Linked DNA regions of Homo sapiens: region 2 is linked to region 1. The links are chromatin loops, found by intact Hi-C in ENCODE. Cell type or tissue: left lung. All regions are shown on one strand. Links, peaks and the distances in the headings refer to the core of each region. The heading gives the core; the rest is flanking DNA.

Region 1 (14,878 bases), core at 5,715-8,214:
TCTTTGAGATGGGGTCTTGCTCTGTTGCCCAGGCTGGAGTGCAGTGGCACAATCTCAGCTCACTGCAATGTCTGCCTTCTGACACCAAGTGATCTTCCCACCTCAGCCTCCCGAGTAGCTGGGACTATAAGCGTGCACCACCACACCTGGCTAAATTTTGTGTTTGGTGATCTGCCCACCTCAGCTTCCCAAAATGCTGAGATTACAGGTGTGAGCCACTGCACCCGGCTCATTCAACAGTATTTATTTAATTTATTTATTTTTGAGGCGGAGTTTCGCTCTTGTTGCTGAGGCTGGAGTGCAATGGCTCAATCTCGGCTCACTGCAACCTCCGCCTCCCGGGTTCAAGTGGTTCTCCTGCCTCAGCCTCCCAAGTACCTGGGATTACAGGCGAGTGTCACCACACCCAGCTAATTTTGTATTTTTAGTAGAGACGGGGGTTTCTCTATGTTGGTCAGGCTGGTCTCGAACTCCCGACCTCAGGTGATCTGCCCGCCTCAGCCTCCTAAAAATGTTGAGATTACAGGCATGAGCCACCACGCTCAGCCTCAACAGTCTTTTAAAATGTTCCTCTTGAAGGCTAACATGCACAAATTATAAGTAAACAGCTTGGTGAATTTTCCCAGATGAAACATACCTGTGCCAGCAGCACCCAGATAAAAAAATAAAACACCAGCAGCCCTCCACCCGCTGCAGCCCAGCTCCTCCGTCTCCCAGGAGTGTCCAATATTCTTTTTTTTTGAGATGGAGTTTTGCTCTTGTCGCCCAGGCTGGAGTGCAACGGTGCAATCTCGGCTCCCTGCAACCTCTGCTTCTGGGATTCAAGCAATTCTCCTGCCTCAGCCTTCCGAGTATGTGGGATTACAGGCACCCGCCACCATGCCCAGCTAATTTTGCATTTTTAGTAGAGACGGGTTTTCACCATGTTGGCCAAGTTGGTCTTGAACTACTGACCTCAGGTGATCCTCCCGCCTCAGCCTCCCAAAGTGCTGGGATTACAGGCGTGAGCCACTGCACCCGGCCGTGACCAACATTCTTAATCTGTCCTCTAGTGCTGGCCACTCTAAAACTTCACAAGAATGTGCTGTCTGTGTCTAGCTTCTTTTACCCAACATGAGGTTGCATGGGCTTGGTTCATTCATTCTGTTCCATGAATTCATCACAATATATCCATTCTTTTGTCCAGGGACATTTGGCTTCCAGAAACCTACCCCTAACACCAGCCCTTCCCTCCCTCTGCAGAACAAAGGCCCCATCAGAGGGGACGTGCTGGGTGTCAGCGTCAGCTTCTGGGAGGAGGAAGGTCAGAGCTAAGGCCTGAAGGATGATGAGGTATCAGGTGGGTGGAGGGGAGACGCTCAGGAGGTGGGAAAGGCGGAGGTGCACAGGCTTGGTTCCAGGTACAAATAACGTTACTAGGAGCACACAGTACCTGGATTTTGATGAATACATTGTACATTTCTGTCCTGTATGTATCCAGGGTTATAGGACGTGATTATAGGACACGCATATATGTTTGGTTTTAGTGGACTCTTAAAAATTGTTTTCCAGGGGCCGGGCACAGTGGCTTACGCCTGTAATCCCAGCACTTTGGGAGGCCTAGGCGGGCAGATCACCTGAGGTCAGGAGTTCAAGATCAGCCTGACCAACATGGAGAAACCCCGTCTCTATTGGGAGGCCGAGGCGGGAGGATCACAAAGTCAGGAGATCGAGACCATCCTGGCTAACACGGTGAAACCCCGTCTCTACTAAAAATACAAAAAAATTAGCTGGGCGTGGTGGCGGGCGCCTGTAGTCCCAGCTACTCGGGAGGCTGAGGCAGGAGAATGGAGTGAACCCGGGAGGCAGAGCTTGCAGTGAGCCAAGATCGTGCCACTGCACTCCAGCCTGGTTGACAGAGCAAGACTCCGTCTCAAAAAAGAAAAAAAAAAAAAAAAAGAAAACCCGTCTCTACTAAAAATACAAAATTTAGCCAGGCATGGTGGCGCATGCCTGTAATCCCAGCTACTCCAGAGGCTGAGGCAGGAGAATTGCTTGAACCCGGGAGGCGGAGGTTGTGGTGAGCTGAGGTTGCGGTGAGCTGAGATTGCGCCATTGCACTCCAGCCTGGGCAACAAGAGCAAAACTCCGCCTCAAAAAAAAAAAGAAATTGTTTTCCAGGCCAGGTGCAGTAGCTCACACCTGTAATCCCAGCACTTTAGGAGGCTGAGGCGGGCGGATCACGAGGTCAGGAGTTTGAGATCAGCCTGGCCAACACGGTGAAACCTTGTCTCTATGAAAAATTCAAAAATTAGCCAGGTGTGGTGGCGGGCACCTGTAATCCCAGCTACTTGGGAGGCTGAGGCAGGAGAATCGCTTGAACCCAGGAGGTGGAGGTTGCAGTGAGCCAAGATTGCACTACTGCACTCCAGCATTGATGACAGATCTAGACTCCATCTCAAAAAAAAAAAAGAAAAAAAAAAAGAGTTGTTTACATATTCCTGAAACAAGTCGTTTGTTAGATATGCATATTGTAAATATTTTCTCCAAGTCTATACTTGCCTTTTCATTTCATTATTTCTATTTTTTGTAGAGACAGGCAGGGTCTTGCTGTGTTACCCAGGCTGGTCTCAAACTCCTGGCCTCAAGTGATCCTTCCGCCTCAGCCTCCCAAAATGCTGGGATTACAGGTGTGAAACAGTGCGCCTGACCCATCTTTATCATTTTCTTAACAGTATCTTTTGCAGAGCAGAATTTGTTTTTTTGAGACAGGGTCTCACTGTGTTGCCCAGGCTGGAATGCAGTGGTGTGATCATGGCTCACTGCAGCCTCGACCTGCCCGGGCTCAGGTGATCCTCTCACCTCAGCCTCCTGAGTAGCTGGGACTAGACGCACATGCTACCACACCTGGCTAATTTTTGTTTTTTTTTGTAGAGATGAGGTTTTGCCATATTGCCCAGCCTGGTCTTGACTTCCTGGGGCTCAAGTGATCCTCTCACCTTGGCATCCCAAAGTGCTGGGATTACAGGCATGAACTACTGCACCTGACCCACGTTTATCATTTTCTTAACAGTGTCTTTTGCGGAGCAGAAGTTGTTGTTGTTGTTGTTGTTTTGAGATAGGGTCTCACTGTGTTGCCCAGGCTGGAGTGCAGTGGCATAATCACAGCTCACTGCAGCCTCAGCCTCCTTGGGCTCAGGTGATTCTCCCAGTTCAGCCTCCTGAGTAGCTGGGACTACAGGCAGGTGCCACCACACCCAACTAATTTTTGTATTTTTTGTAGAGATGGCATCTGGCCATGTTGCCCAGGCTGGTCTCGAACTGGGCTTAAGCAATCCTCCCACGTTGGCCTTCCAAAGTGCTGGGATTACAGGTGTGAGTTGCTGCTCCTGGACAAGAGAAGTTTTGTATTTTGATGGAATTTCAAATTATCATTTTCTTTTGTCATTTCTACTTTTTCTGTTCTACCTAACAAATCTTTGCCTACCCTCAAGATCATGAAGTTTTTTCTTATGTTTTCTTCTAGTTTAATAGTTTTAGATTTTTAATATAAACCGTTAGGTCTGTGGTCCATTTCCAGTTAGGCATTGTGTATGATGTGAGTTAACGCTCATGGCTCATTTTTCTGCATATGGATGTCTAATGGTTCCAGAACCATTTTTTGAAAAAAGTATTCATTTCCCCATTGAATTAATTTAATACCTTTACTGAAAATCAGTAGACTAGGCTGGGCGCAGTGGCTCACGCCAGTAATCCCAGCACTTTGGGAGGCTGAAGCGGGCAGATCACTTGAGGTCAGGAGTTCAAGACCAGCCTGGCCAACATGGTGAAACCCTGTCTGTATGAAAAATCCAAAAATTAGCTGGGTGTGGTGGCATGCGCCTGTAGTCCCAGCTACTTGGGAGGCTGAGGCGGGAGGATCGCTTGAACCTGGGAGCAGAGGTTACAGTGAGCTGAGATCGCACCATTGCACTCCAGCCTGGGCGACAGAGCGAAACTCCGTCTCAGAGTAAATAAATAAGCAAAAATTAGCCTGGCATGGTGGTGGGCACCTGTAATCCCAGCTACTCAGGAGGCTGAGGCAGGAGAATCACTTGAACTTGGGAGGCAGAGGTTGCAGTGAGCTGAGCCGAGATCACGCCACTGCCCTCCAGCCTGGGCAACACAGTGAGACTCTGTCTCAAAAAAAAAAAGAGACAGATTCTCGCTTTCGCTTTGTCATCTGGGGTGGAGTGCAATAGAGCAATGGCTCAATCTCAGCTCACTGCAACCTCCACTTCCTGGATTCAAGTGATTCTCATGCTGCAGCCTCCAAAGTAGCTGGAATTACAGGCAAGCACCACCACGCCCAGCTAATTTTTTATTTTTATTATTTTTTATTTTTTTATTTTTTGTAGGGACAGGTTTTCACTCTGTTGGCCAGGCTGGTCTCAAACTCCTGGCTTCAAGTGATCTGCCTGCCTCAGCCTCCCAAAGTGTTGGGATTACAGGCGTGAGCTACCGCGCCTGGTCGGTTCTTCTTTAATTTAGCAATATTTCATAATTTTCAGAATACAGATCTTGCACAAACATAGTGCAGGCGCCCAGGCCACAGTTTCCCCTCACCAGGGGCCAACCATTGCTGAATCACAGAGAGCCCTGTGGGCCGGGAGTAGGCAAGGAGAATGTTGTCATCCTCATTTTGTATGGCTGCTTTATCATTTGTAAAAGGAAGTTAAGGATCGTTCCCACCTCACAAGTTGTTGTTGAGAGTTGATGCATTAGTCCACGTGCTTAGAGCAGGGATTGGCACATAAACGGTTCTCAGCAAACATCAGCTACAGTGATCACTAAGGCAACAGGAAAAGTAACCAACATTTGACTGTCACTCTTCTTCTGTGACATCAGAGACAAATAGGGCTACTTCCCAAGTCAGCAATATGGGTATAGGTTTTCTCTCTTACCTGCTGCACCCAATGAGTCCGTAGGCCCTGTCCTTCCTCCCTCCATCTTCTGCTGTGTGTGTGTGCGCACGTGTGTTTGAGACAGAGTCTTTTACTGTCACCCAGGATGGAGTGCAGTAGTGCAATCTCGGCTCACTGCAACCTCCGCCTCCCAGATTCAAACAATTCTTGTGCCTCAGCCTCCCAAGTAGCTGAGACTACAGGCATGCACCACCACGCCTGGCTAAACTTTTTGTATTTTTAGTAGAGGTGGGGTTTCACTATGTTGGCCAGGCTGGTCTTGAATTCCTGGGCTCAAGCGATCCTCCCACCTCTGCCTCCCAAAGTGCTGGGATTACAGGCGTGAGCCACTGCACCCAGCCATGTTTTGCTGTTTACCCCCTGCCAGTTGCTGTAGCAGCCACACACTGACCATCCCTGGAAGGTGACACATGCTCATTTTGGTGACACCCTCATCTCCAAAATGCCTGGCTCTGTTTCCCAATATCCTTTCTCTCTTTTTTTTTTTTAGATGGAGTCTTGCTCTGTCATGCAGGCTGGAGTGCAGTGGCACCATCTCAGCTCACTGCAGGCTCTGCCTCCTGGGTTCAAATGATTGTCCTGCCTCAGCCTCCTGAGTAGCTGGGATTATAAATGCCCGCCACCACGCCTGGCTAATTTTTGTATTTTTAGTAGAGACAGGGATTCACCATGTTGGCCAGGCTGGTCTCGAACTCCTGACCTCAAGTGATCCTCCCACCTCGGCCTCCCAAAGTACTGGGATTACAGGCATGAGCCACCATGCTGGGCCCCAATATCCTTTATGCACCTTCCTGCAGTCCCTGGATGAGCCCCTCCCTCCCTGTGCTCCTCCCCTCCTCGCCACCCTCTCGCCTCCACTCTGCCTCCCTGTGTACCAAAACCCCACAGACTGGATGACTTGAAACAACAGATCTCTCACATTCTTGGGGGCCAGAAATTGGAAGTCAAGGTGTTGGCTGGGCTGAGCTCCCTCGGGAACCTGCCAGGAGTCTTCCCTGCCTCTCTCTAGCTTCTGTCACACTGCCGGCAGTCCCCTTTTATAGAAGGGCATGTGTCATATTGGACCAGAGCCCACCCTATGACCTCATCTGAAAAGACCCTTTTTCCAAATAAGGTCACATGCACAGGCGCTGGGAAGAGGAATTAGCATACCCTCTGGCGGGACACAATTCAACCCATCCTACCCCGTCTAATCCACTGGAGGGATAAAGCGCTAGCCCGACTCTGTCCCTTCTCTGCTCAGAGTTCTTCCAGGACAATGAAATATCATTCAGCAATGAAAAGGAATGACAGGCTGGGCGTGGTGACTCACGCCTTTAATCCTAGCTCTTTGGGAGGCTGAGGCTTAAGCCCAGGAGATCGAGACCAGCCTGGACAACATAGTGAGACCCCATCTCTACAAAAGATACAAAAAATAGCTGGGCGTGGTGGTATATGCCTGTAGTCCTAGCTATTTGAGAGGCTGAGGTGGGAAGATCGCTTGAGCCTGGGTGATCCAGGTTGCAGTGAGCCGAGATCACACCACTGCACTCAGCCTGGGCAACGGAGCGAGACCCTGTCTCTAAAAAAGAAACAAAACAAAAAATACACACAAAAAAATGGAATGACTGACAGACACTACAGCAGTGCTGCAGCTGGAAGACATGCTACTGAAAGAAGCCAGTCACAAAGGGCAGTGTAGCGTGATTCCACTTACGTGAAATGTCCAGAATAGGCAAACCCATGGAGACAGAAAGGGGATTAGTGGTTGCCGAGGACTGGGGGCCGGCGATCACTGTTAGGAGGTTCAGAGTTTCTTTTGGGGATGTTGAAAATATTCTAGAATTGATTGTGGTGACAGGTGCACAACCCTATAAATACACTAAAAGCCATTGAACTGTACGCTTTAAATGGGTGAATTTTATGTATGAATCAGGTCTCAATGAAGCTGTTAACAAAAAGAACTCTATGGCTCTCCAGCGCCCCCTGGAGGGATGCAGGATCATTGCCTTCCCTCAAGGTTCCACCAGGCCGGCCTCCCTTCCGCGGCTCCCTCTATCCTGTCAGGGCCTGTGCACCTCCGCCTTCCCCATCTCCTGAGCTTCTCCCCTCCACCCACATCACGCCTCATCATCCTTCAGGTCTTAGCTCCCACCTTCCTCCTCCCGGAAGCCGACCCTGACGCCCAGCATGTCCCCTCTGATGGGGCCTTTGTTCTGCAGAGGGAGGGGAGGGGCTGGTGTTAGGGGTGGATTCCTGGAATTCTTTTTAAAAATGTATTATCTTTAGAGATAGAGTCTCATTCTGTTGCCCAGGCTGGAGTGCAGTGGCACAATCACAGCTCACTGCAGCCTCGACCTCCTGGGCTCAAGTGATCCTCCTGCCTCAGCCTCCCGAGTAGCTGGGACCACAGGCCTGCACCACCACATCTGGCTAATTGTTTAAACTTTTTGTAGAGACAGGTCTCACTATGTTGCCCAGGCTAGTCTCGAACTCCTGGCCTTAAGAGATTCTCCCACCTGGGCCTCCCAATGTGTTGGGATTACTGGCATGAACCACCGCCCGGCCAAGTCATAGCACTCTGGTGGCTGCTCTGACTCTGCTGTCCAAGCGGTAACCACCCACCTTGCCTTTGGTCATTAAGTTCTGTCACTTGGTCCCTGCCACCCTGAGATCCAATTATCCCCATTGGAGTCAGGCTTTCCGATTCTTGCTCTGTCCACCCAGGCTGGAGTGCAGTGGCGTAATCTCAGCTCACTGCAACCTCCGCCTCCCAGGTTCAAGCAATTCTCCTGCCTCAGCCTCCTGAGTAGCCAGGGATTACAGGCACCCGCCACCACACCCAGCTAATTGTTTTGTATTTTTAGTAGAGATGGGGTTTCATCTTGTTGGCCAGGCTGGTCTCGAACCCCTGACCTCAGTGATCCGCCTGCCTTGGCCTCCCAAAGTGCAGAGATTACAGGCGAGAGCCACCGTGCCCACCATAATTTTTGTATTTGTAAAGAGCCAGGATTTCACCATGTTGGCCAGGCTGGTCTTGAACTCCTGATTTCAGGTGATCCACCCACTTCGGCCTCCCAAACTCCCACTGTAAGTTCTGACCTAGGAGGAGCGCGATCGCAACACAACAATGCCGTGGACACAGACACGGTTGATAGAGACCAGCTTGTCACACAATCCCAACCCTAGTTCAGTCTTGTCAGGCCTCTGAGCCCAAGTCAAGCCATCACATCCCCTGTGACTTGCACGTATACGCCCAGGTGGCCTGAAGTAACTGAAGAATCACACAACAAGTGAATATGCCCTGCCCCACCTTAACTGATGACATTCCACCACAAAAGAATTGAAAATAGCTTGTTCCTGCCTTAACTGATGACACTATCTTGTGAAATTCCTTCTCCTGGCTCATCCTGGCTCAAAAGCTCCCCTACTGAGCACCTTGTGACCCCCCACTCCTGCCCGCCAGAGAACAACCCCCCTTTTTCCTTTACCTACCCAAATCCTATAAAACGGCCCCACCCTTATCTCCCTTCACTGACTCTCTTTTCCGACTCAGCCCTCCTGCACCCAGGTGAAATAAACATCTTTATTGCTCACACAAAGCCTGTTTGGTGGTCTCTTCACATGGACGCGCATAAAATTTGGTACCATGACTCGGATCAGGGGACCTCCCTTGGGAGATCAATCCCCTGTCTTCCTGCTCTTTGCTCCGTGAGAAAAGATCCACCTGTGACCTCAGGTCCTCAGACCCACCAGCCCAAGAAACATTTCACCAATTTCAAATCCGGTAAGCGGCCTCTTTTTACTCTCTTCTCCAACCTCCCTCACTATCCCTCAACCTCTTTCTCCTTTCAATCTTGGCACCACACTTCAATCTCTCCCTTCTCTTAATTTCAATTCCTTTCATTTTCTGGTAGAGACAAAGGAGACACGTTTTATCTGTGGACCCAAAACTCCGGTGCCGGTCACGGACTGGGAAGGCAGCCTTCCCTTGGTGTTTAATCATTGCAGGGACACCTCTCTGATTATTCACCCAGGTTTCAGAGGTGTCAGACCGCGCAGGGATGCCTGCCTTGGTCTTTCACCCTTAGCGGCAAGTCCCGCTTTTCTGGGGGAGGGGCAAGTACCCCAACCCCTTCTGTGTCTCTACCCCTTCTCCACCTTTTCTAGGGGGCAAGAACCCCCAATCCCTTATTTCCACATCCCGACCCCTTTCCCACTTTTCTGGAGGGTAAGAACCCCCGAACCCCTTCCCTCCGTGTCTCTATGCTCTCTTTTCTCTGGGCTTGCCTCCTTCACTATGGGCAACCTTCCACCCTCCATTCCTCCTTCTTCTCCCTTAGCCTGTGTTCTCAAGAACTTAAAACCTCTTCAACTCACACCTGACCTAAAACCTAAACCCCTTGTTTTCTTCTGCAACACCGCTTGGCCCCAATACAAACTGGGCAATGGCTCTAAATGGCCAGAAAACAGCACTTTCGATTTCTCCATCCTACAAGACCTAAATATTTTTTGTCAAAAAATGGGCAAATGGTCTGAGGTGCCTGACGTCCAGGTATTCTTTTACACATCGGTCCCTTTCTAGTCTCTGTTCCCAATGCAACTCGTCCCAAATCCTCCTTCTTTCCCTCCCGCCTGTCCCCTCAGTCCCAACCCCAAGCGTCGCTGAGTCTTTCCAGTCTTCCTTTTCTACAGACCCATCTGACCTCTCCCCTCCTCGCCAGGCCGAGCTAAGTCCCAATTCTTCCTCAGCCTCCGCTCCTCCACCCGATAATCCTTCTGTCGTCCTCACACCCAGGGTGTCCTCACACCCTGTCCAGCTTACAGTTTAGTTCCACGACTAGCTCTTCCCCACCTGCCCAACAATTTCCTCTTAGAGAGGTGGCTGGAGCTGAAGGCACAGTCAGGGTACATGTACGTTTTTCTCTATCAGACCTCTCTCAGGTGAGTCAGCGTTTAGGCTCTTTCTCATCAGACCCCACTAAACATATACAGGAATTCCGATATCTAACTCTGTCCTACAACTTAACCTGGAGTGACTTAATATCATCCTGACTTCTGCCCTCTCCCCAGATGAGTGGGAAAGAGTTTTTCTCTAGCCCAATCTCACGCTGATAACCGCCGGCTTCATGAGCCAGACCTCCAGGAAGGCAGTAGAGCAGTTCCCCGAGAGGGTCCCCAATGGAACTATCAGGCAAATTCCCCAGGTATAGCTAGGTGAGATTACATGGTTTCCTACCTAGTTGAAGGGCTTAAAAAGGCAGCTTACAAAGCTGTTAATTATGACAAACTTAAAGAAACTACCCAAGGTAAAGAGGAAAACCCAGCCCAGTTCGTGGCCCACTTAGCAGCAACACTTAGACGCTATACCGCCCTAGACCCAGAAGGGCCAGAAGGCCGCCTTATTCTTAATATGCATTTTATCACTCAGTCCACTCCTGACATTAGGAAAAAACTTCAAAAATTAGAATCTGGCCCTCAAACCCCACAACAGGAATTAAGCAACCTCGCCTTCAAGGTGTACAATAATAGAGAGGAAGCAGCCAGATGGCAACGCATTTCTGAGTTACAATTACTTGTCTCTGCTGTGAGACAAAACCCAGCCATACCTCCAGCTACAAGAACTTCAAAATGCCTAAGCAGCAGCAGTCAAGCATTCCTACAAGACTTCCTCCATCAGGATCTTGCTTCAAGTGCCAGAAATCTGGCCACTGGGCCAAGGAATGCCCACAGCCCAGGATTCCTTCCAAGCCATGTCCCATCTGTGCAGGGACCCACTGGAAGGCAGACTGCCCAGCTCACCCAGGAGCCACTCCTAGAGCCCCTAAAGCTCTGGCCCAAGGCTCTCTGACTGCTTCCCAGATCTTCTCGGCTTAGCGGCTGAAGACTGATGCTGCCCGATCGCCTCGGAAGCCCCCTAGACCATCACAGACGCCAAGCTTCATGCAACTCTCACAGTGGAAGGTAAGTCCGTCCCCTTCTTAATCAATATGGAGGCCACCCACTCCACATTACCTTATTTTCAAGGGCCTGTTTCCCTGCCACCATAACTGTTGTGGGTATTGACAGCCAGGCTTCTAAACCTTTTAAAACTCCCCAACTCTGGTGCCAACTTAGACGATACTCTTTAAAGCACTCCTTTTAGTTATCCCCACCTGCCCAGTTCCCTTATTAGGCCGAGATATTTTAACCAAATTATCTGCTTCCCTGACTGTTCCTGGACTACAGCTGCATCTCATTGCCGCCCTTCTTCCCAACCCAAAGCCTCCTTCGCGTCTTCCTCTTGTGTCCCACCTTAACCCACAAGTATAAGATACCTCTACTCCTTCCCTGGCAACCGATCACATGCCCATCACCATCCCATTAAAACCTAATCACCCTTACCCCGCTCAACGCCAATATCCCATCCCACAGCACGCTTTAAAAGGATTAAAACTTGTTATCACTCTCCTGCTACAGCATGGCCTTTTAAAGCCTACAAACTCCCCTTACAATTCCCCCATTTCACCTGTCCTAAAACCAGACAAGCCTTACAGGTTAGTTCAGGATCTGTGCCTTATCAACCAAATTGTTTTGCCTATCCACCCCATGGTGCCAAACCCATATACTCTCCTATCCTCAATACCTCCCTCCTCAACCCATTATTCTGTTCTGGATCTCAAACATGCTTTCTTTACTCTTCCTTTGCACCCATCATCCCAGCCTCTCTTCGCTTTCACTTGGACTGACCCTGACACCCATCAGGCTCAGCAAACTACCTGGGCTGTACTGCCGCAAGGCTTCACAGACAGCCCCCATTACTTCAGTCAAGCCCAAATTTCATCCTCATCTGTTACCTATCTCAGCATAATTATCATAAAAACACAGGTGCTCTCCCTGCTGATCGTGTCCAATTAATCTCCCAAACCTCAATCCCTTATAAAACAACTCCTTTCCTTCCTAGGCATGGTTAGTGTGGTCAGAATTCTTACACAAGAGCCAGGACCGCACCCTGTAGCCTTTCTGTCCAAACAACTTGACCTTACTGTTTTAGCCTAGCCCTCATGTCTGCGTGCAGCGGCTGCCGCTGCTTTAATACTTTTAGAGGCCCTAAAAATCACAAACTATGCTCAACTCACTCTCTACATTTCTCATAACTTCCAAAATCTATTTTCTTCCTCATACCTGACGCATGTACTTTCTGCTCCCCGGCTCCTTCAGCTGCACTCACTCTTAAGTCCCACAATTACCATTGTTCCTGGCCCGGACTTCAATCTGGCCTCCCACATTATTCCTGATACCACACCTGACCCCCATGACTGTATCTCTCTGATCCACCTGATATTCACCCCATTTCCCCATATTTCCTTCTTTCCTGTTCCTCACTCTGATCACGCTTGATTTACTGATGGCAGTTCCACCAGGCCTAATCGCCACACACCAGCAAAGGCAGGCTATGCTATAGTACAAGCCACTAGCCCGCCTCTTAGAACCTCTCATTTTCTTTCCATCGTGGAAATCTGTCCTCAAGGAAATCACTTCTCAGTGTTCCATCTGCTGTTCTACTACTCCTCAGGGATTATTCAGGCCCCCTCCCTTCCCTACACATCAAGCTCAGGGATTTGCCCCCACCCAGGACTGGCAAATTAGCTTTACTCAACATGCCCCGAGTCAGGAAACCAAAATACCTCTTAGTCTAGGCAGACACTTTCACTGGATAGGTACAGGCCTTTTCTACAAGGTCTGAGAAGGCCACCGCAGTCATTTCTTCCCTTCTGTCAGACATAATTCCTCAGTTTAGCCTTCCCACCTCTATACAGTCTGATAACAGACCAGCCTTTATTAGTCAAATCAGCCAAGCAGTTTTTCAGGCTCTTAGTATTCAGTGAAACCTTTATATCCCTTACGGTCCTCCGTCTTCAGGAAAAGTAGAACAGACTAAAGGTCTTTTAAAAACACACCTCACCAAGCTCAGCCGCCAACTTAAAAAGGACTGGACAATACTTTTACCTCTTTCGCTTCTCAGAATGCTGCAGGGTACAGCCTATTTGAGCTCCTGTATGGACAATCCTTTTTATTAGGCCCCAGTCTCATTCCAGACACCGGACCAACTTAGACTGTGCCCCCAAAAAACTTGTCATCCCTACTATCTTCTGTCTAGTCATACTCCTATTCTCCGTTCTCAACTACTCATACGTGCCCTGCTCTTGTTCACACTGCCGGTTTACACTGTTTCTCCAAGCCATCACAGCTGATATCTCCTCGTGCTATCCCCAAACTGCCACTCTTAACTCCTGAAGTAAACAAATAATCTTTGCTGGCAGGACTATGCTGAATCTCCTTAGGCACTCTCTAATCAGATGTCCTGAGTCGTCCCAATTCTTAGACATTTTATACCTGTTTTTCTCCTTCTCTTATTCCATTTAGTTTTTCAATTCATACAAAACTGTACCCAGGCCATCACCAATAATTCTAAATGACAAATGTTTCTTCTAACAACCCCACAATATCACCCCTTACCACAAAATCTTCCTTCAGCTTAATCTCTCCCACTCTAGGTTCCCACGCCGCCCCTAATCCCGCTTGAAGCAGCCCCGAGAAATCGCCCATTCTCTCTCCATACCACCCCCCAAAAAAATTTTCGCCGCCCCAACACTTCAACACTATTTTGTTTTATTTTTCTTATTAATATAAGAAGGCATGAATGTCAGGCCTCTGAGCCCAAGCCAAGCCATCGCATCCCCTGTGACTTGCACGTATACGCCCAGGTGGCCTGAAGTAACTGAAGAATCACAAAACAAGTGAATATGCCCTACCCGGCCTTAACTGATGACATTCCACCACAAAAGAAGTGAAAATAGCCTGTTCCTGCCTTAACTGATGTCACTGTCTTGTGAAATTCCTTCTCCTGGCTCATCCTGGCTCAAAAGCTCCCCCACTGAGTACCTTGTGACCCCCCACTCCTGCCCACCAGAGAACAACCCCCCTTTTTCCTTTACCTACCCAAATCCTGTAAAACAGCCCCGCCCTTATCTCCCTTCACTGACTCTCTTTTTGGACTCAGCCCTCCTGCCCCCAGGTGAAATAAACAGCTTTATTGCTCACACAAAGCCTGTTTGGTGGTCTCTTCACACGGACGCGCATGAAAAGTCTCATCGTCACAGTCAGGAACCTACACAGAGACACACAACCTATACCAAGGCACGTGTGACGGACACCGCCACTCAGCGACAGACACACACACCACATTCAGCAACAGGACACGGGCGGTGCCTCCAGCCACACCGACATCCCTCAACCACTGCCCTCGACCACCACATTCCAAGTCCACAGGCCCAGAGGACACACAGGGGTCAGACACACACCAACTGCAGCCCCCGAGCCCCGCCTGCCTATCCCCTGGGTCCTCACCCCACGACCCAGGATGCCCCTGAACCAGGGGCCCCTCCTGCTCTGAGATGCCAACCTACCATACACGCAGGTCCAGTGGCTGCTTCCTCCTCTCAGGAAGTGGGGGAGATATTTTTAGTTACAATTAACCTCCCACCCAATTTCCCTTCTCCCCAGGCACATCCAATTGGTTTAATTAGAGATGATTAAGTTAATGAGAGGCATTTCCAGATTCTGGGAAAAGGGGGAGGAGGGGAAGAGGAGAGCTGTCCCCTCCCCAACTTCCCAGTGTACCAGCCGCTGGGACCCCTTCCCAGCACCAGGCAGGGGATACACTAAGCAACTGCCTCCCCTCTCAGCCGACCTCAAAGTCTTGGCCTGGCCCTGCCCCTCCCCCATATTCCTTCCCCCACCTGCCATCAAGGGAGGGTGATTGTTTGAAGTCCTTCCTGCTGTCCACCCATCACCCATCCCACCTGAGTCCCGGGGAGTTTTGGGAGAGAGAAACTCTCATCATAGTCACGAAAACAATATCAGGCCAGGTGCGGTAGCTCACGCCAGTATTCCCAGCATCTTGGGAGGCCGAG
Region 2 (14,878 bases), core at 10,797-13,296, 86 kb before region 1:
GCAGTGGCTCACGCCTATAATCCCAGCACTTTGGGAGGCCGAGGCAGGTGGATCACCTGAGGTCAGGAGTTTGAGACCAGCCTGGCCAACATGGTGAAACCCCATCTCTACTAAAAACACAAAAAATTAGCCAGGTGTGGTGGCTCAGGGCTGAATCCCAGCCACTCAGGAGGCTGAGGCAGGAGAATCGCTTGAACCTGGGAGGCGGAAGTTGCAGTGAGCTGAGATTGTGCCACTGCACTCCAGCCTGGGCAACAAGAGCGAAACTTCATCTCAAGAAAAAAATGCAAAAGCTTTTCATTTTGATGAAGTCCAATTGGCCAGCCTACATTTAAAAAAAAATTTGAATTTTCATTTTTTTTATTTTTTAGAGACATGGTCTCACTCTAACCCAGGCTGGAGTGCAGTGGTGTGATCATAGCTCACTGTAGCCTCCATCTCCTGAGCTCAAGAGATCTTCCTCTTTTTTTTTTTTTTTTTTTTTTTGAGACAGAGTCTTGCTCTGTCACCAGGCCAGAGTGCAGTGGCATGATCTTGGCTCGTGGCCCACTGCAACCTCTGCCTCCCTGGTTCAAGCGATTTTCTTGCCTTAGCCTCTCGAGTAGCTGGGACTACAGGCGTGCACCACCATGCCCAGCTCTTTTTTTCATTTTTAGTAGAGACGGGGTTTCACCATGTTGGCCAGGACGGGGTTTCACCATGTTGGCCAGGATGGTATCGATTTCCTGACCTCGTGATCCTCCTACCTTGGCCTCCCAAAGTGTTGGGATTACAGGTGTGAGCCACCGCCCTGGCCTCTGTTTTTTTGAGACAGAGTCTTGTTCTGTCACCCAGACTGGAGTGCGGTGGTGAGATCTCGGCTCTGCAGCCTCTGTCTCCCAGGTTCAAGCAATCCTCCTGCCTCAGCCTTGTGAGTAGCTGGGATTACAGGTGTGTGCCACCAGGCTCGGCTGATTTCTTTGTATTAGTAGTAGAGACAGGGTTTCACGGTGTTGGCCAGGCTGGTCTTGAACTCCTGACCTCAAGGGATCTACCTGCCTCGGCCTCCCAAAGTGCTGGGATTACAGGTGTGAGCCACCGTGCCCGGCTCATGATCCTCCTTCCTCAGCCTCCCGAATAGCTGGAACTACAGGCACAAGCCCCATGTCTGGCTAATGAAAAACAAATTTTTTTTGAGAGATGGGATCTCACTATGTTGCCCAGACTGATCATGAACTCCTGGCCTCAGGCATTCCTCCTATCTTGGCCTCCCAAAGTGCTGGGATCACAGGCTTGAGCCACCACGCCGGCCCACTCCTCATCCTTCAGTGGGAAGATTCGGAGGTATTTTCTGCTTGGTTTCTCAGAGCATCCCCAGCCGTATTGAGCCCCGGTTTCCCCCAGCTGTGACGCACTGATCAGCACGCGCTTATTGGCTTTTCTCTCATTTCTTTCTTATTTTTTTTTTTTTGAGATGGAGTCTTACTCTGTCGCCCAGGCTGGAGTGCAGTGGTGTGTTCTTGGGTCAGTGCAACTTCCGCCTCCCGGGTTTAAGAGATTCTCCTGCCTCAGCCTCCCAAGTAGCTGGGATTACAGGCGCCCGCCAGCATACTTGGCTAATTGTTGTATTTTTAGTAGAGACAGGGTTTCACCATGTTGGTCAGGCTGGTCTCGAGCTCCTGGCCTCAGGTGATCTGCCTGCCTTGGCCTCCCAAAGTGCTGGGATTACAGGTGTGAGCCACTGCGCCTGGCCTTGTTTCTGACTTGGTTCTCTAACTCACTCCTGCTTCCTGGGATCACCTCCCAAATAAACTGCCATCACCCAAGTCATTGTCTCAGAATCTGCGTTTGGGGAACCCAAGCAAATCTGCCACTCTTCTGTAGATGTTGATGTAGTTTCATATGTATTTCTTTGCCCACAAGACCTTGTTACCTTCTTGGAGGGCTTATTAAAATGGAGAAAATTGCCAGGTGCAATGGCTCATGACTGTAATCCTAGCACTTTGGGAGGCTCAGACAGGCGGATCACTTGCGGTCAGGAATTCTAGACCACCCTGGGCAACATGGCAAAACCCTGTCTCTACTAAAAATACAAAAATTAGCCAGGCATGGTGGCACACGCCTGTAAACCCAGCTACTCGGGAGGCTGAGGCAGGAGAGTCGTTTGAATCCGGGAGGTGGAGGCTGCAGTGAGCCGAGATTGCACCACTGCACTCCAGCCTGGGTGACAGAGCAAGACTCTGTCTAGAAAAAAAAAAAAAGAATACAAATTGCTTATTTCCAAGAAAACATCTCTGCCGTGCTTTCAGATTTTCAGCTGATTACAAATCACGCACCCATGATCAAATCCAACAAGAGATAGACCCCCTGCCATAAAGGAAGAAGGCTGGCTGGGTGTAGTGGCTTATGACTGCAATCCCAGTGCTTTGGGAGGCTGAGGCAGGAGGATCTCCGAGGCCAGCAGTTCAAGACCAGCTTGAGCAATATAGCGAGACACCCCCTCATCTCTCCAATAATAATAAAAAAAATCAGCCAGGCATGGTGGCGCGTGCCTGTAGTCCAATCTACTCGGGAGGCTGAAGTGGGAAGATTGCTCCAGGAGTTCGAGTCTGCAGTTGGCTGAGATCTCGCCACTGCACTCCAGCCAGGGCGGTAGAGCCAAACCTTGTCTCAATAAAATCTCCACAAGGGGGCGCCATCTACATGATGATAGCAGGAAGGGAACCGGCCAGTGTCTCCTGGTGACGTACTCATTCAGCGCTTCTTATACCTTAAAGGTGACCAGGAATCACCTGGGGGTCTTGTTAAAATGCAGGTTCTAATTCAGCAGGGCTGGAGCAGGACCACAGCTCTTGCATTTCCCTCCCTCCTTCCTTCCTTCCTCCCTCCCTCCCTCCCTTCCTCCCTCCCTCCCTCCCTTCCTTCTCTTTCTTCTTTCTTTCCTTCTCTCTCTCTCTCTCTTTTTTTTTTTTTGACAGAGTCTCGCTCTGTCACCCAAGCTGGAGTGCAGTGGTGTGATCTCGGCTCACTGCAGCCTTCACCTCCTGGGTTCAAGCAGTTCTCCTGCCTCAGCCTTCCGAGTAGATGGTGTCAGGCCTCTGAGCCCAAGCTAAGCCATCATATCCCCTGTGATCTGCACGTATACATCCAGATGGCCTGAAGTAACTGAATAATCACAAAAGGAGTGAAAATGGCCTGTTCCTGCCTTAACTGATGACATTCCACCACAAAAGAAGTGAAAATGGCCAGTCCCTGCCTTAACTGATGACATTACCTCGTGAAATTCCTTCTCCTGGCTCATCCTGGCTCAAAAGCTCCACCACTGAGCACCTTGTGACCCCCCACCCCTGCCAGCCAGAGAACAACCCCCTCTGACTGTAATTTTCCTTTACCTACCCAAATCCTATAAAACAGCTCCACCCCATCTCCCTTCGCTGACTCCCTTTTTGGACTCAGCCCTCCTGCACCCAGGTGATTAAAAGCTTTATTGCTCACACAAAGCCTGTTTGGTGGTGTCTTCACACGGACGCGAGTGAAAGATGGGATCACAGGCCCCCACCACCACGCCCAGGTAATTTTTTGTATTTTTAGTAGAGACAGGGTTTCACTATGTTGGTCAGGCTGGTCTCGAACTCCTGGCCTCAGGCAGTCTACCTGCCTTGGCCTCCCAAAGTGCTGGATTACAGGCGTGAGCCACTGCGCCCCGCCAAGATCTTGCATTTCTAACATGTCCAGGAAGCTTGATGATGCGGATCGAGAAAACACACTTTGGTAGCGAGGGGGCTATGGCCTTAAAGTTGGGTAACTGAAGGGGACTCCCCACCTGGACCCGTTTGCCCTGTTCCTCAAGCCAGCTCAGGTTAGCATCTTCATTATTTTATTATTTGTATTTTTTTTGAGACAGAGTCTTGTTTTGTCACTCAGGCTGCAGTACAGTGGTGCAATCTCTGCTCACTGCAGCCTCCACCTCCCGGGTTGAAGTGATTCTCCTGCCTCAGCTTCCTAAATAGCTGGGATTACAGGCACCCGCCACCACTCCCAGCTAATTTTTGTATTTTTAGTAAAGATGGAGTTTAGCCATGTTGGCCAGGCTGGTCTTGAACTCCTGACCTCAAGTGATCTCCCCACCTCAGCCTCCCAAAGTGTTGAGATTACAAGCATGTGCCACCATGCCCATCTAATTTTTTTTTTTTTTTTTTTTTTTTTTTTTTTTTTGAGACGGAGTCTTGCTCTGTTGCCCAGGCTAGAGTGCAGAGGTGCGATCTTAGCTCACTGCAAGTTCTGCCTCCCAGGTTCATGCCATTCTCCTGCCTCAGCCTCCCGAGTAGCTGGGACTACAGGCACCCGCCACCATGCCCGGCTAATTTTTTTGTATTTTTAGTAGAGATGGGGTTTCACCATATGAGCCGGGATGGTCTCGATCTCCTGACCTCGTGATCTGCCCGCCTCAGCCTCCCAAAGTGCTGGGATTAAGGTGTGAGCCACTGTGCCCGGCCAATTTTTGTATTTTTAATCAAGACAGGGTTTCGCCATGTTGGCCAGGCTGGTCTCAAACTCAAGGCCTCGAGCAATCCTCCTACCTCGGCCTTCAAAGTGCTGAGATTATAGGTGTGAGTCCCTGCATCTGGTTCTAACTGTATTTTTGTACCCATTAACCCATTTTTCTTTATGTCTCCCTCCCACCTTCCCTTCTCAGCCTCAGGTAAGCAACATTCGACTCGAATCACACTCTTAAACACTTACAACTTTAGAATTAGAGAATTCTAGAATTTTCAGTGTAATAATATCAGCTTCCATTCTGTATTTTTTTTTTTTTTTAGTTGTTTTAGAGACACAGTCTTACTCTGTTGCCCAGGCTGGAGTGCAGTGGCACAATCACAGCTCACTGCAGCTGGTCGGATAACTCCTGGGCTCAAGTGATTCTTCCACCTCGGCCTCCTGAGTAGCTGGGACTACAGGTGTGTGCTACTGTGCCTGGCTAATTTAAAACAATTTTTTTTTTGAGACGGAGTCTTGCTCTGTTGCCCAGGTTGGAGTGCAGCGGTGCAATCTCGGCTCACTGCAAGCTCCGCCTCCTGGATTCATGCCATTCTCCTGCCTCAGCCTCCCGAGTAGCTGGGACCACAGGCGCCCACCACCACGCCCGGCTAATTTTTTGTATTTTTAGTAGAGACGGGGTTTCACCGCGTTAGTCAGGATGGTCTCGATCTTCTGACCTCATGATCCGCCCACCTCGGCCTCCCAAAGTGTTGGGATTATAGGCGTGAGCCACCGCGCCTGGCCAAAAACAATTTTTTTCTGTAGAAATGGGGTCATGCTATGTTGGCCTGGCTGGTCTCGAACTCCTGAGCTCAGTGATCCTCCCACCTCAGCCTCCCAAAGTGCTGGGATTACAGGTATGAACCACCACGCCTGGCCTCCATTCTGCATTCTGTGAGCTTGCACGTCTCATCTCCACCTACTTTGTTGGTTATGAAGGCTTAGAAGAGCCCCTGGTCCTGAGCAAGCACTATGATTATTACTATTATTTTAAAATTATTATTATTATTTTTGAGATGGAGTTTCGCTCTGTTCGCCCAGGCTGGAGTGCAATGGCGACATCTCGGCTCATTGCAACCTCTGCCTCCTGGGCTCAAGTGATTCGCCTGCCCCAGCCTCCCCAGTAGCTGGGATTACAGGTGCGTGACACCATGCTTGGCTGATTTGTGTATTTTATTTATTTATTTATTTTGAGACGGAGTCTTGCTCTGTCGCCCAGGCTGGAGTGCAGTGGCATGATCTTGACTCACTGCAACCTCCGCCTCCCAGGTTCAAGCAATTCTCCTGCCTCATCCTCCCGAGTAGCTATGATTATAGGCACATGCCGCCACGCTTGGCTAATTTTTGTATTTTCAGTACAGATGGGGTTTTACCATGTTGGACAGGCTGGTCTCGAACTCCTGACCTCGTGATCTGCCTGCCTTGGCCTCCCAAAGTGCTGGGATTACAGGCGAGTGACATCATGCCTGGCTAAATTGTGTATTTTATTTATTTATTTTTTTTGAGATGGAGTCTTGCTCTGTCACCCAGGCTGGAGTGCAGTGGCATGGTCTCAGCTCACTGCAACCTCTGCCTCCTGGGTTCAAGTGGTTCTCCTACCTCAGCCTCCTGAGTAGCTGGGACTACAGGCGTGTGTGACCACACCCGGCTAATTTCTGTATTTTTAGAAGAGACGGGGTTTCACTATGTTGGCTGCGCTGGTCTCGAACTCCTGATCTCGTGATCCGCCCGCCTCGGCCTCCCAAAGTCCTGGGATTACAGGCATGACCCACCAGGCCCAGCCACCCGGCCCTATTTTTATTATTATTGCTGGTGCTGATGTTTTCTGCCCGCCTTTGAGATGCCCTCAGCTTGGCGCATCCTCCAGCTTCCTCCTGCCTGTATCCCTCCCCCGGTGCTTATTGCGGCCTCTGGGCCTTACTCAGACCCCCCGTGGTGCTAGAGTTTCTGGTAAGTTGGTCAGGCCAGGGTCGGATAACTGCATGGGCACAAGCATTGCCGCTGATGAGCCCACCACATCCTGCCTCAAAAGCCACTGTGGCCACAGCTGAGGAACCCTCGTGCCAAGGGAGTGGAGGGTGGTAAGTGGTGGTCAACCAGCCCAGTTTGGCTGGTTCTGGGCTTCCTGTGGCCGCTGGCAAGCTGGTGGCTGGGCACAGCTGCTTCTCCTTGGGATGTGGTAGCTGCAGCCGCCTGCTCAGTCCATCCTTCCTGATGGGGGTTGGCATTGCACGGTGCGATGGGTTTGTGAATGCAAAATAACATGTGCTCCATGTGCCCTTTGGTCATGATTTCTTTCTTTCTTTCTTTCTTTCTTTCTTTCTTTCTTTCTTTCTTTCTTTCTTTCTTTCTTTTTCTTTCCTTCCTTCCTTCCTTCTTTCTTTCCTTCCTTCCTTCCGCCTTTCTTTCTCTTTCTTTCTCTCTCTCTTTCTTTCTCTCTTTCTTTCTCTTTCTTTTTCTTTCCCTCCCTCCCTCCTTCTCTCCTTTCCTTCCTTCCCTCCCTCCTCTCTCTCTTTCTCTGTTTCTCTTTCTCTATTTCTCCTTCCTTCCTTCCTTCCTTCCTTCCTTCCTTCCTTCCTTCCTTCCTTCGTCTTGTCTTGTCTTTTTCTTTTCTTTTCTTTTCTTTCTTTTTTTTTTTTGAGACAGAGTTTCACTCTTGTTGCCCAGGCTGGAGTGCAGTGGCGCGATCTCAGCTCACCACAACCTCCGCGTCCTGGTTTCAAGCGATTCTCCTGTCTCAGCCTCCCGAGTATCTGGGATTACAGGCACGTGCCACCAGGCCCAGCTAATTTTGTATTTTTAGTAAAGACAGGGTTTCTCCATGTTGGTCAGGCTGGTCGTGAACTCCCAACCTCAGGTGATTCTCCCGCTTCGGCCTCCCAAAGTGCTGGGATTACGGGTGTGAGCCACCGCACCCGGCCTTTTTTCTTCCCTTCCTTTCCCTTCCCTCCCCTCCCCTCCCCTCCCCTCCCCTCCCCTCCCTTCCCTTCCCCTCTCCTCTCCTCCCTTCCTCTTCTCTTCCCTTCCCTTCACCATGTTGGCCAGGCTGGTCTCGAACTCCTGGCCTCAGGTGATCCGTCCGCCTAGGCCTCCCAAAGTGCTGGAATTACAGGCGTGAGCCACTGCGCCCAGCATAAAAAAAGGACTTCTATTGATATATAAAAATACAGACAGAAGAGTTCACCAATAATAAGCTTAAAGAATTTTTACAGCTGAATATCCCTGTGTAACCAACACTCAGATCAAGAAAAAGACTTTTCCCAGCATCCAGACCCCCGCCTTCCGTTTTTACCCCTCAAAAATAACTTCTTTCCTGGCTTATAACATCGAAGTCTAGTTTTGTGTGTTCTTGATTTTTTTTTTTTTTTTGAGTTGGAATCTTGCTCTGTCACCCAGGTTGGAGTGAAATGGCATGATCTCGGCTTACTGCAAACTTCACCTCCCGGGTTCAAGTGATTCCTGTGTCTCAGCCTCCCAAGTAGCTGGGATTACAGATACCCGCCACCATGCCCGACTAATTTTTGTAGTTTTAGTAGAGATGGGGTTTTGCCATGTCGGCCAGGCTGGTCTGGAACTCCTGACCTCAGGTGATCTGCCCACCTCGGCCTCCCAAAGTGCTGGGATTATAGATGTGAGCAGCCATTCCTGGCCTTATTGAGATCTTTTACAATCTGTTTTTTTGGTACTAAGTCTTTGAAATCCAGTATGTGTGTCATTTTCACGGCCCATGTTAATATGGACTCACTGTATTTCAAGCACTCAGTGCCCAGATGTGGCTGGTGGCTGCCGTAATGGGCATTGCTGGTCTGGATCTTGAAGAAGAGGATGAAGGGACACTGGCACAAAAGTTACCAACACAGGCCAGGCGCAGTGGCTCATGCCTGTAATCCCAGCACTTTGGAAGGCCGAGGCAGGTGGGTCATCTGAGGTCGGGAGTTTGAGACCAGTCTGACCAACATGGAGAAACCCCATCTCTACTAAAAATACAAAATTAACCTAGCGTGGTGGCACATGCCTATAATCCTAGCTACTCGGGAGGCTAAGGCAGGAGAATAGCTTGAACCCGGGAGGCGGAGGTTGTGGTGAGCCGAGATTACACCATTGCACTCTAGCCTGGGCAACAAGAGCGACACTCCATCTCAAAAAAAAAAAAAAGTTACCAACATAAAAAATGGTGTGTACACACTCTGTCCTGCAATTTCATTTCTAGAGAGTCATCTACCATAAATACTTGTACATGCATACGAGAATATATATACAAAGGTGCTCATTATATTATAACCCAAAATATTGGAAACCACCTAAAATTTCACCATTAGGGAGGTGATTGAGTAAGCAAATTTAAAACTAACAACAGACTTCTTCTTCTTTTCCTTCTTCTTTTTTTTTTTTCTTTTGAGACGGTGTCTCGCTCTGTCGCCCAAGCTGGAGTGCAATGGCGCGGTCTCGGCTCACTTCAACCTCCACCTCCTGGTTCACACGATTTTCCTGCCTCAGCCTCCCAAGCAGCTGGGATTACAGGCGTGTGCCACCACGCCTGGCTAATTTTTGTATTTTTAGTAGAGACAGGGTTTCACCATGTTGGCCAGGCTGGTCTCGAACTGCTGACCTCGTGATCCACCTGCCTCGGCCTCCCAAAGTGCTGGGATTACAGGCGTGAGCCACCGCATCCGGCCTTCTTCTTCTTCTTTTCTTTTTTGAGACAGGGTCTCGCTCTGTCACCCAGGCTGGGTGATCATAGACAGTGGTGCGATCATAGCTCACTGCAGCCTCAATCTCCCAGGCTCAGGTGATCCTCCCACCTCAGTCTCCAGAGTAGCCGGGACCACAAGTGTGCACCACTACACTTGGCTAATTTTTGTATTTTTTGTAGACATGGGGTTTCTTCATGTTGCCCAGGCTGGTCTTGAACTCCTGGCCTCAAGCAATCCTCCCTCCTTGGCCTCTCAAAGTGCTGGGATTACAGGCGTGATCCACTGCACCCAGCTAAAGGATTTCTTATGCTGTTAAAACAGAACAAAGTGTTTTAAAATGTATTTACAAAAACATCATTCTGACGCCAGGTGCAGTGGCTCTTGCCTGCAATCCCAACACTTTGGGAGGCTGAGGTGAGAGGATTACTTGAGCCCAGGAGTTCGAGACAAGCCTGGGCAACATAGTGAGACCCCCGACTCTACAAAAAATAATAAAACCAAAATGAAAACCAAAACGTTATCCAGAAAAACAAAGTGATAAAGTACATTACTGGGGCCCAGCATGGTGGCTCACACCTGTAATCCTAGCACTTTGGGAGGTCGAGGTGGGAGGATCACCTGAGGTCAGGAGTTCGAGACCAGCCTGGCCGACATGGCGAAACCCCATCTCTACTAAAAATACAAAAATTTGGTGGCTCATGCCTGTAATCCCAGCACTTCGGGAGGCCAAGGCGGGCGGATCACGAGGTCAGGAGATCAAGACCGTCCTGGCTAACACGGTGAAACCCTGTCTCTACTAAAAAAAAAAAAATACAAAATATTAGCTGGGCATGGTGGCGGGCGCCTGTAGTCCCAGTTACTCGGGAGGCTGAGGCAGGAGAATGGCGTGAACCTGGGAGGCGGAGCTTGCAGTGAGCCGAGATCACGCCACTGTACTCCAGCCTGGGCAACAGAGTGAGACTCCATCTCAAAAAAAAAAAAAAAAAATTAGCCGGGCGTGGTGGCTGGGCGCCTATAATCCAAGCTACTTGGGAGACTGAGGCAGGAGAATCTCTTGAACTTGAGTGGCGGAGGTTGCAGTGAGCCGAGATTGTGCCACTGGACTCCAGCCTGGGCGACAAATTGAGACTCTGTCTCAGAAAAAAAAAAAAAAGTTATTGGAACAACTGGTGAAATTTCAGTGAGGGCTGAGTATAGTGTGGTATCAGTGGCATATTTCCTTATTTTGATAAATATATTGTGGTTATGTCAGAGAATATCCTGTCATAACCGCAATATAAGAGATACACAGTAACAAATTTATGGTAAAGGAGCATGATGTTTCCAAAGTACTCTCAAATGATTCCAGGAAAAACATAAGTAGACATAGATATATACGCCTGTATTATTTTTCTAGGGTTTACCAGCCCCCACAATTGCATGAGCCAATTTCTTTTTTTCTGTGTGTGTGTGACAAAGTTTCGCCCTTGTCACTCAAGGCTGGAGTGCAATGGCACGATCTCGGCTGACTGCAACCTCCACCTCCCGAGTTCAAGTGATTCTTCTCCCTCAGCCTCCCAAGTAGCTGGGATTACAGGTGCCCACCACCACACCTGGCTAATTTTTTGTATTCTTAGTAGAGATGGGGTTTCACCATGTTGGCCAGGCTGGTCTTGAACTCCTGACTTTCAGGTGATCCACCCGCCTTAGCCTCCCAAAGTGCTGGGATTACAGGCGTCAGCCACCGTGCCCGGCCTCTGTCTTTTTTTTTTTTTTTTTTTCGAGACAGGGTCTTGCTCTTTTGTCCAGGTTGCAGTGCAGTGGCACAATCATAGGTCACTGCAGCCTCGACCTCCTGGGCTCAGGTGATCCTCCTGCCTCTGCCTCCTAAGTAGCTAGGACTATAGGTGTGCTCCACCACACCTGGATAATTTTTTGTGTTTTGTAGAGATGGGGGTTTCACTATGTTACTTAGGCTGGTCTGGAACTCCTGGACTCCAGTGATCTTCCCACCATGGCCTCCCAAAATGCTAGGATTACAGGCATGAGCCATTGCTTCTGGCCCCAATTGCTTTCTTTTTCTTTCTTTCTTTTTTTTTTTTTTTGAGGCAGAGTCTCACTTTGTCGCCCAGGCTGGAGTGCAGTGGTATGATCTCGGTTCACTGCAACCTCTTCCTCCTGAGTTCAAGTGATTCTCCTGCCTCAGCCTCCCAAGTAGCTGGGACTACAGGTGCCTGCCACCATTCCCAGCTACTTTTTTGTATTTTTATTAAAGACGGGGTTTCACAATGTTGGTCAGCCTGGTCTCGAACTCTTTACCTCAAGTGATCTTCCCTCCTCGGCTTCCCAAAGTGCTGGGATTACAGGCGGGAGCCAACGCACCCGGCCGCTTTTACTATTCTTGCAACTTTTTTCATTTGACATTCCATCGAAATAAAAAGTTAAAAAAATTCTTTTTCTTCTGAGGGGGTGTTTTATCAAGGACACCTTTATCAAGGGTCCCGGGCCTAAAAATGTTAAGAACCCATGATTTACGGCTGAGGAGGCAACTTCCATCCAAAATCCTAAAAGTCAAGTTCCTGTGACCTGGCTTCCTGAACCTCCCCGCTCCTGCGCCCCCTGGAGGTCAGGGCTAGAACAACACGGCATTCCTATAATGCTCCAAATCGCCACAAATCGACCTTGGAAATCCTGGGTGAGTAACGCAGACTGCGCACATGGCTTCAATTAGCGGAACTAAAACTTGCTGAACATCGTGTACCCGCGTGTCCATGGCCAAACACAAACTCCACCTTTGTAAAAGTCTAGGTGAATTCCCAGCTGAATTCAGAAGCGTGACAGGAATGGGACTTTTCATTGGTGTCTTTTTCTTTTTTCTATTTTTAGAGTGGGGAGGAGTGTATTTCTGGATTGTTTAAATATTTACAATGAGCATGCATTTCCTTTGCAATTAAAAGAAAACCAGATTTTTTTTTTTTTTTTTTTGAGGCAGAATGTTGCTCTGTCCCCAGGCTGGAGTGCAGTGGCGCGATCTCGGCTCACTGCAACCTCTGCCTCCCGTGTTCAAGCAATTCTCCTGCCTCAGCCTCCTGAGTAGCTGGGACTACAAGTGCCCGCCACCACGCCCAGCTAATTTTTGTATTTTTAGTAGAGACGGGGTTTCACCATGTTAGCCAGGATAGTCTCAATCTCTTGAACTGGTGATCTGCCTGCCTCGGCTTCCCAAAGTGCTGGGATTACAGGCATGAGGACCGCACCCGGCCGAAAACCAGATTTTTAAAAATTGAAGTTTGCTGTAGAAAAATACTGTGGGAGAAAGTTGTGGGTGGTGTTTTGTAGAGTCGCAGAAGGACATGGGAAAAAAAAATTGAGTGTGTTTCTGTAATCATCATAACAATCACACTCATTGTGCCGTAGGCTCCAAGGGAGGGCTCTGAGCTGTGGTTACCAGATAAAATACAAGATTCTCAGGTAAAATGTGAAAAAAAAAATATTTTTGTGATCTTAACTCACTGCAGTCTTGATCTCCTGGGCTGAAGTGATCCTCCTGCCTCAGCCTCCCAGGTAGCTGGGACCACAGGCACGTGCCACCATGCCCAGCTAATTTTTAATTTATTTTGTTGAGATGGGATCTCACTATGTTGCCCAGGCTGCTCTCAAACTCCTGGCCTCAAGCGATCTTTCCTCGGTGTCCCCATGCCCTGGGATTACAGGTATGAAGCACCAGGCCCAACCCTGAAATTTAAAGTTAACTGGGCAGTCTGTAATGTGTTTTTGTTTGTGTAGGTGTGTGTGCTAAATCAGGCAACCCCCTATTCTGAGCAGAGGAGTGCTTTGATCTGACTTAGATTTTAATAGGCTCCCTCTGGTTGCTGGTGGAGATGAGACTACGGAGGGGGGGCAGTGAAGATCCCAGAGAGGAGGCTGCTGTAATGGTCCAAGCAGAAGGTGATAGTGATTTGGATCAGGGTAACAGAGCCGAGGTGGTGAGAGGTTGACAGGTCATGCATCTATTTCGAAGGAAAGGCCATGTCCAGGCTCCTTAGCTCGGCATTCAAGGCTTCTCTCCACCACTGGACACACTTACTCTCTAGCTTCTCAGACCCTGTTGCAGATAGAATCATGATCCCCAATGATGTCCACATCTTAATCCCCTGAACCTGTGAACAGGTGACCTTCCATGGCAAAAGGGACTTTGCAGATAGGATGAAGTTAAAGATCTTTAGATGGGGGAGCGATTATCCTGGATTGGGTCTGGGTGGGCTCAGTGGAATCACAAGAGTCCTTATATGAGGAAGATAGAAATTTGAGACATACGGTAGAGGAGGAGGTGATGAGACCACAGAGGCAGGGACGGGCGTGGTGCAACCACAAGCCAAGGAATTTCAGGAGCCACCTGAAGGTGGGAGAGGCAAGGAACAGATTCTCCCCTGGAACCTCTGGAGGGAGTGGTGACATCTTGATTTTGGACTTCTGGCCTGCAGAACCATGCCAAAATAATTGTCTGGCTTTTTTTTTCTTTTTTTTTCCTTGAGGTGGAGTCTTGCTTTGTCGCCCAGGCTGGAGTGCAGTGGTGCCATCTTGGCTCACTGCAACCTCCACCTCCCGGGTTCAAGTAATTCTTGTGCCTCAGCCTCCCGAGTAGCTGGGACTACAGGCATGCACCACCACACCCAGGTAATTTATGTATTTTTAGTAGAGATGGGGTTTTGCCATGTTGGCCAGGCTGGTCTTGAACTCTTGACCTCAATGATCTGCCCGCCTCAGCCTCCCAAAGTGCTGGGATTGCAGGCATGAGCCACTGCGCCCGGTCCTGGTGTTAAGCCCGCAGTTTGTGCTAATTGGTTACAGCAGCCTCGGGAAGGTAATCTAGGCTCCTTCCTTGCCCCAGGCTCTAGGAAGTATCTTAGCCCCCAGCCCTGGGCTGCAGACCTGTACCAGTCCATGGCCTGCTAGGAACCATGCAGCATCGCAGGAGGTGAGTGGCAGGTGAGTAAGTGAAGCTTCATCTGTATTTATAGCCACGCCCCTTCGCTCATATTACCGCCTGATCTGTCAGATCAGGGGCGGAATTACATTCTCATAAGAGCGTGAACCCAGGCCGGGCGCAGTGGCTCAAGCCTGTAATCCCAGCATTTTGGGAGGCTGAGGCGGGTGGATCACGAGGTCAGGAGTTCGAGATCAGCCTGGCCAAGATGGTGAAACCACGTCTCTACTAAAAATACAAAAATTAGCCGGGTGCAGTGGTAGGCACCTGTAGTCCCAGCTACTCGGGAGGCTGAGGCAGGAGAATCGCTTGAACCTGGGAGGCGGAGGTTGCAGTGTGCCGAGATCGTGCCACTGCACTCTAGCCTGGGTGAGAGAGTGAGACTCCATCTCAAAAAAAAAAAAAAAAAAAAAAAGAGCATGAACCCTGTTGTGAACAGCGCATGTGAGGGATCTGGGTTGCAAGCTCCTTATGAGAATCTAATGCCTGATGATCTGTCACTGTATCCCATCACCCCCAGATAGGACCATCTCGTTACAGGAAAACAAGCTCAGGGATTCCACTGATTCTACATTATGTTGAATTGTATAATTATTTCATTATATATTACAATGTAACAATAATAGATGGAGATGGTTGTGGCTTGTGTAGTTGGGGGACAGGGTAGCTCCATTTTCTATTGCCAACTTTATAACCCTAG

The links. Hi-C counts contacts between places; a loop is a spot of excess contacts. Peaks named below come from ENCODE experiments on the same cell type or tissue, not always from the same donor. Only the 100,000 strongest peaks of a DNase experiment are listed, where the experiment ranks them.
Region 2: a loop joins it to region 1, with 5 times the contacts of the local background. A loop is called at or near these places in 90 of 110 quality-filtered maps.

Annotation. Positions count from the first base shown.
Region 1 is chr19:47,384,710-47,399,587 of GRCh38, forward strand. No RefSeq gene overlaps it. Among named protein-coding and RNA genes, the nearest start is that of MEIS3, 27 kb to the right of the region's middle. RefSeq lists enhancers at 7,599-8,245, 8,246-8,893, 13,449-14,116. In left lung, for the core only: CTCF peaks have their summits at 6,917 (motif pointing left) and 7,123; a DNase peak (open chromatin) is centred at 6,932; H3K27ac peaks cover 380 bases; H3K27me3 peaks cover 736 bases.
Region 2 is chr19:47,293,643-47,308,520 of GRCh38, forward strand. It overlaps a transcript of C5AR1 not described here. Among named protein-coding and RNA genes, the nearest start is that of C5AR1, 8.8 kb to the right of the region's middle. In left lung, for the core only: a CTCF peak has its summit at 11,836 (motif pointing left); a DNase peak (open chromatin) is centred at 11,819.